Regions from separate parts of the Mus musculus genome. Here all the other regions are linked to region 1. The links are chromatin loops, found by intact Hi-C in ENCODE. Cell type or tissue: heart. All regions are shown on one strand.

Region 1 (2,500 bases):
ATGTCACGTTTTATTTCTCATTGAAGGTTCTTTTTTTTTTTTTTTTTAGATTACTTTGAATTCTTCTTCAGGAAGTTTGTATGTCCCCATTTATTTAGGTTAAACTTTTTGAAATTCATTTGTTCTATTTGTGGTGTTGTCTTTGCCTGATTTAAGATCCCTGTGACCTTGCAGTGGTGCTCCTGAACTTCCAGTACACACATCTCCCTTTGTATATTTTTGGCAGGGAAAGCTCAGCACACCTAAGCCTACCCAGAAGTTGCTGCTGGATTCCTTAGATGGCTATTCTGATGCCATGTCAGAGAATGTGTGGGATAGAACTTGATGTCACAGAGGAGAACACGCTGACTCTGCATGGAAGACCAGATCTGGGTCCACACGGATGAGCTTAAATCTTCACTGGGTGATCTTGGTGCTGGAGCCTGAAGGCTAATCCGGATCCTTAGATGGCTATTCTGATGCTATTCGGTGCATCTTCTCTCACAGAGGTTAGACTACGCAGTCTTTTGCTGTATATGTGTCGGGGACCTCATATCAGCTGGTGTATGCTGCCTGGTTGGTGGTTCAGTGTCTGAGAGATCTCTCGGGGGTCCAGGTTAATTGAGATTGCAGGTCTTCCCATGGGGCCGCTCTCCTCCTCAGTTTCTTTAACCATTTCCCCAATTCAAACACAGAGGTCCCCAGTTTCTGTCCATTGGTTGCATGCTAGTATCTGACACATCTAATTTAAAGTGAAAAAGACCTAGATTTGATCCAACAACATTTTATATATTCAAGATATATAAGCTTTACTATAATAGGAAATTCAGCTGTTGACTTTCTTGTGATCTTGTTAGAGATCTATATATTGATAGGATTTTGAAACCTAACAGTTAAGTGTTATAAAAAAGAGGAGAATGAGAAAGGTCTAGCAAACTTCTAACATTTAACATTCAATTGGGCAGATCTATTACTTGTTCCCAGTTGCTCTAATGAAGGGAACAGTACCATGGGTTAGCAAAACACACATATTTAAATAACTAAGTAATATTTTTTTTGATATCTGGAATCTTGTGATAAAATGACAAGATTGTACCTCTTCAGGTCTTTCAGTGAATGCGCATCGACGGAGTGTTACTCTCAAGTTAGCTTCATAGCTGAAATAATTTCTGACATGTGCAAACTGAGATTAGCTCTGCCTTCTCCCCCAATTTGAACATAATAATTAGAAAGGCACATGTACTAGCTTCCAGTTTATACAAGTTCATTTAGTGAAATCCCTTGAGCTCCTCCAATGAGAAAACAAGTTTTTGAGTTAATATCCTTCAATTGTTAAAAACTTGCGTCACTGCGAGAGCACAGTGAGGCGTGAAGGTCCCAGCACACTGGCAGCTGATTGTAAGGGGATGTGATTGTTCCACATTTAGACTGGAAAGGGTTAGGAACTCCACTTCCCAAAGTGCTTAATGAATGAAAGGAAAATTGGACCCCTGAGCCAGAGTCAATGACCTAAGAGAGTGAAAATGTTCACAGGTTAACAAGGGCTGTGGTTCCTTGCCGTGATTCTCAGCAGAGGAGGATGGCAAAGGGGCCAATCATATTCTGCCACTATATCCAAAAACCCATTTTCTGCCTAAAGACAATGCCTTAGTGGAGTACTGGAAGCCCCTGGTACTGATGGTCTTAAACTCCATGGCTGCTCCCTTGTGCTACTGATTCATTGATTTAAATGTATACTCTGCTTTAATAGTCCAATCTGATTTTTTTTTTTTTTACTTTTTAGTTTTCTTTTATTCTTTAATCCTTTTTTACAGTCCAGACATCATCCCTCTCCCAGTCTGCGCGCCCCCTGCGACTGCTCCCCATCCCATACCTCCTCCCCTGTCTCCAAGAGATTGGCACCAACCCAATCCCACCCACCACACCTCCCTACTCCTTGGGGTCTCAAGTCTCTTGAGGGTTCGGTGCATCTTCTCTCACAGAGGTTAGACTACGCAGTCTTTTGCTGTATATGTGTCGGGGACCTCATATCAGCTGGTGTATGCTGCCTGGTTGGTGGTTCAGTGTCTGTGAGATCTCTCGGGGGTCCAGGTTAATTGAGATTGCAGGTCTTCCCATGAGGCCACTCTCCTCCTTAGCTTCTTTAACCATTTCCCCAATTCAAACACAGAGGTCCCCAGTTTCTGTCCATTGGTTGGATGCTAGTATCTGACACATATAATTTAAAATGAAAAAAAATAGATTATTATTCAATAACATTTTACATATTCAAGATATATAAGCTTTACTACAATAGGAAATTCAGCAGCTGACTTTCTTGCGATCTTGTTAGAGATGCATGAAGTGCAAGTGGTTATGGCTAGTTTCTCCCCCACTTCAACCTTTTTTTTTTTAAGTATGTGTTTCACTTGAATTGGAGGGAGTTTACATAGCCAACTCTGGCCACCACCCTGATGCCTGATGATGTTTACAGATATAAAATGTCCGATTGGCTGTTATGAGTCATTCTTAGTGAGGAATC
Region 2 (2,500 bases), 230 kb before region 1:
CTTTTCCAAATAAGATATTCCCAGTCAATTCACTTAAAAGTAAAAACACTGCCATCACTTGGTTTTGCTTCTTTCTTTCTTTCTTTCTTTCTTTCTTTCTTTCTTTCTTTCTTTCTTTCTTTCTTTTTTTCCTTCTTTCTTTGTTACTGTTTTTGGTTTGTTAGTTTGTTTCCATAGGTCCAACTTCCCAGAGGCAGGGGAAGGCTTGTATCCACAGTGAATACTTCATGAACATTTTAAAATTATTAGACTGTACAGTGTTTTGCTTGCAGAAAGTAATTGTTTGCTTTTCCCTGCTAATCGGCAATGCAAAGCTCCAAATTATATTTAACACCAAAATAAGGAACACAGATTTTTTTTTCCATTTCATGAATTTTTCAAAGTTAACAAGAATTGAAAGTGGTTGTATATCAGAAACAGGTGTGTTTCATCTGTGTAGTAAAACCCTGGGTTTCAAAGAATGGAAAATTTTGGTTGGCCATAGCAAAAGGAACTATTGAATGAATAACAGAGACATGGCTCTATTATTCTATATTCTGTGCCACATGATAGGAAAATAGGAAAATGCTCATTGAAATGCTGTTAGGGTACCTTTGATCACATTTAATTAACTGAAATGTAAAATACACATTTACTTAATGTCTTCTGTCCCAACCACAATTGGGATTTTTTTTCCAAGTATAAGAGCCAGAAAATGATAAGGTGTACCGGCCTCGTACTCCGAAACCCCAGGAAGAATTTTATACTCCTTAAATAAAACAATATAAACGATAATTGACTTTTTTTTTTTTTTTTTACTAAAAAGAAATTTAAGAACCTTTCGTTCTGTGGAAATTGTTCTGTGATGCTTTGGTTTTATTCATTGTTTTCATCTTCTTTTTACTATCACTACTCTGAAGCATTTTAGAGATTTAAATAGAACAAGAAATCCTAGGAAAACTGAAGAGCAATCATACATAACACATTTCCTTTGGATTTTCGTAATTCTTATCACACATGTGTTTTCTGGCACCACGCGCGTGCATCACAATAACTTCCCTGGGACAAACATTGTTTTTCTTATCCTGGTCTCATACTCCCGTACACCATCTTCTTCCTCAGGAACAATGGTAGAGTTAAAATAGACAGCTTTTACACTGAAAAAGTCAGTGAACTGCAGTCACTGAAACCCAATGTCAGTTCTCGGGGTCTGTTTATTTTAGAATTCAGAGAGAGAGAGAGAGAGAGACACTGTCATCTTCATGTGGCACAGTGTCTTTCTGCAAAGAGCTGTAGATACGGTTTTCAGCACCTCTAGTACAAGGAGAAAGATGATTTATTTAAAAAGTACACTGTTCATTTTTTCTTTTAAAGCAGGGGATTGGCAAAGATGCCCCGGGTCTTTGAGCTAGTCACTTTTGTCTCTGTTGCCTAACCTAGCCAGCCTCCCTGAGATGTATATGAAAAAGAAGCTCTGATCTGCCAACCTCTGTGATGAATGATTTGGGAATGGTCCAAGTAGTAAGAAAGGGATTTAGTCTGGTTTTCTTGACTGTAGCCCCATTTATTTATGAGAAGCTTGTGAGAAGATTTGCAGGGGAAGAGAAAAAAAACCCACTCATAATGTGGCTTTTCATTCAGAATTGTATTTAGGAATAACCATGGCCACCACTGCATTGGTGTTGGTGGTGAAATGGTGAGGATTGCTGTTTCCCATGTGGCAAAAACAAACAAACAAACAAGCAAACAAACAAACAAACACAGTGAATCTCAAATGTCTGTGGTCTCATGGGTTCTGTTTAAATTCCTATTATTACCCTTTGCTTAGGGGCATTATCATTAAGTTTCATGTATCTTCTATTCTGTTTTTTCCGTTTGTGGTAGTGTGTAACTGTTGTTAACGCATACAGTTTCTGTTATCCTTAGAAGGACCTTCAGGAGTATATGTTGAATATTTGCCCATTTGATAAGTGATGGAATGAAGGCTTCCTCTTGACAATTTTTCTTGATAAAATGAGGAAAAGAGATCCCAAACTCAAACTTAGATATACTTGACTCCAGACTTAAAGTTAGTTGCTATGTCTCCCTGTGCCCTACATATGGGGTAGAAATTGAGTGCTATTTATTCCTAAATATAGGGTAGGTAGATATGCAGCCATTCATATTCTAAACTATAATGTACTTCCTGGTCAATATCATTCACTTTAAAACCATTTCTACCTCCTTCATTTGAAGTAAAAGTCATCTAGGTAGGAAGTCATTCTCTTCTGTATTAAGTAGCTTTGATGACGACTTAACCATGATATCAAACAGAATTTCAAGTTATTAAAATGCTCTATGAATTATTTAATTCTCTATGAAGAGTGGCAGTGACATTCCTTGCCTCGTTAGTTTTTAGCTTTTAAACTTTTAGTTCTCAGGAGCAATACTGTGAAGGTTCATCAGTTTTGTGCCAACATTGTATTACCTCACTTAGCATATATTCAGGAACCTTTGAATGTCCCTACAGCGAATACTCACA
Region 3 (2,500 bases), 68 kb before region 1:
ATTTCAAATGTTATCCCAAAAGTCCCTTGTACCCTCCCCCCACCCTGCTCCCCTACCCACCCACTCCTGCTTCTTGGCCCTGGCTTTCCCCTGTACTGGGGCATATAAAGTTTGCAAGACCTAGGGGCCTCTCTTCCCAATGATGGCTGACTAGGCCACCTTCTGCTACATATGCAGCTAGAGACACAAGCGCTGGGGATACTGGTTAGTTCATATTGTTGTTCCTCCTATAGGGTTACAGACCCCTTCAGCTTTGGGTACTTTCTCTTGCTCATCCACTGGGCACCCTGTGTTCCATCCTATAGATGACTGTGATTATCCACTTCTGTATTTGCCAGTCACTGGCATAGCCTCACAAGAGACAGCTATATCAGGTCCTTTCCGCAAAATCTTGCTGGGAGAAATTCTTGCACTGCTGTTCATGAATATTTAACAATGAAGATTCACCTTCTTTGCTTTTGTGTACTTTTTCATAGACAAAACACTGGATCAGTGGTTCTCAGCCTGTGGGTTGAGACCCCTTGGGGGTGGGGCAAACGACCCTTTTATGGAAATCACCTAAGACAAGAAACATAGACATTTACATTATAATTCACAACAGTAGCAAAATTAGTTATGAACTAGCTACAAAAATAATTTTAGGGCTGGGGGTTACCACAACACAACGAACTGCATTAAAGGGTCGCAGCATTAGGAACGTTGAGAAGCACTGAGCTAGATATTTTTGAATCTTAGGAGTTTTCAAAAGCAGACTCTCAAAGAAGAAATTGAATGAAAAAAAATAGGAACCCCTAATAGTAACAATATTTTATTCAAAAAAACACAATAGTTATTTTCAAAGGGAAATAACAGATAAACCTTGTTTACATAAGAGTAATTCAGCATTACTTGGCCACACTCATGTTTGTTGATAAAGCTGACATGAACTTTCACTTCCATGTACTTTGAAGCCTGGGTCTGGCCAGATTCCAAGGGTGGAGTGAAGGAGAATTCAGCCAGCAGCTGGTCCTGATTGTATTCAGGGTCCTGTGCTCAACACAGAGGCATGTTTCCTTCCTTACAAAGATTTCTCAGGGAAAGCCAGGCCTCATTCCTACTGTTTGGAGCATCTTTTGTAGGTTTTTTTCTTCTTTTTCTTTTTTCCTTTTGTCCTCGTTTCTAATGGTCAGTCAGGATGAACAAGAACTCAATTTAAATATCTTATAGTCACCATATTACTAGCATACACCTCTGTGAAAATGATCTGGTATCAATCAATACACTTAACTAGGCAGAGTCTCTCTCATCTACAGTCTCCATATAGCTGCCTTTGGAAACAATTGGTTTGGTAGAATTGGTTCTTGTTATACATCAGAGAGGTCTTATGCTTATGCAAATATCTGAGCAAGGTTAGATTACCAACAGAGAGCCTGCTAAGGAATTCTTTTTATACTTTACATGTACTCTGCTAATCTTTATATATTTACTATTGATCTCTAACAACAAAGAACAAATATATCTATCCTCAGAGTCCTACAGGCCAGTAGCTCCTTACTAATTGTTCTATGTCATCTCATAAGCACTTTAGATGATATCAGAAAAACAGGAGATGGATAAGTGAGAATAGAAAGCATTAATTAACTTCATCTCCTTTCGATAGAAATTTTCATGCCAAGGTTAATGTATACTGATCCTAAAATCTGTATCAGGATAATGTCATGAAAATATGCTAAGTAGAACTTGAAATTTTTAAGGAATATCCCTTGGTGTTTTTTCTTCTCTGTTAAAAATAGGGAAGACATGTACTTTAGAATGTTAACTAATTTATTATGTGTATATATGTGTTTTATTTGCATGTATGTCTATAAGCCACATGCAGGCCTAGTGCCTAGTGCTTAGGGACATGGATACTCTGGAACTGACCTTAGAAACAGTTCTAAGTTTCCACACTGGTGCAATGAGTTGAATCTTGGTCCTCCAGAAGAGCTGTCAGTACTTTATCACTGAGCGACCTCTCTAGCTCCAAATTTTGAATTTTAAAACATACGAGGTTGCTGGTTCACAGAAATTAAAAACAATCGATGACATTAAATTGTGTCAAGTGAAACCATTATATTCTTAGTCAACAAGATGGTTCAACAGTCTCTGAGCTTGTTGGAAATTTAGAGCATCAGACTTTTGAGCATCATAATGTGCCTTTCAATAGGAGTCTTCTTGGAAAATTGCATGCATATTTAAGTTTAGAAAGACTCAACATGTAGTTTTAGTTATTGGCAAACATAATGATTTTACTGTTTTGTGATCCAATATTATATTTCAGAATGAAATGAATATTATGTTATAGAAGTGACAAGAGACCTTTCCTCTAGACACATGCAGTAGGTCATCTGAGCAGAAATCTTCCCAAGATGATCCCCACATCATCGTTTCAGGCATCAATTATTTTATCAAGACCTGCTTTCACTTCCTAATGTATGTCCTATCTTTTTACACATGCTTTTGTCTTTTGTCCTATGCAAAA

The links. Hi-C counts contacts between places; a loop is a spot of excess contacts. Peaks named below come from ENCODE experiments on the same cell type or tissue, not always from the same donor. Only the 100,000 strongest peaks of a DNase experiment are listed, where the experiment ranks them.
Region 2: a loop joins it to region 1, with 6 times the contacts of the local background. A loop is called at or near these places in 4 of 42 quality-filtered maps.
Region 3: it touches region 1 in a loop (10-fold over the local background); 5 of 42 quality-filtered maps call a loop at or near these places.

Annotation. Positions count from the first base shown.
Region 1 is chr12:37,013,236-37,015,735 of GRCm38, forward strand. No RefSeq gene overlaps it. Among named protein-coding and RNA genes, the nearest start is that of Gm29007, 92 kb to the right of the region's middle. In heart, no CTCF peak of the experiment used is centred here; DNase peaks (open chromatin) are centred at 1,376, 1,896 and 2,436.
Region 2 is chr12:36,779,945-36,782,444 of GRCm38, forward strand. No RefSeq gene overlaps it. Among named protein-coding and RNA genes, the nearest start is that of Mir5099, 35 kb to the right of the region's middle. In heart, no CTCF peak of the experiment used is centred here; a DNase peak (open chromatin) is centred at 1,017.
Region 3 is chr12:36,945,192-36,947,691 of GRCm38, forward strand. No RefSeq gene overlaps it. Among named protein-coding and RNA genes, the nearest start is that of Gm40394, 63 kb to the left of the region's middle. In heart, no CTCF peak of the experiment used is centred here; a DNase peak (open chromatin) is centred at 970.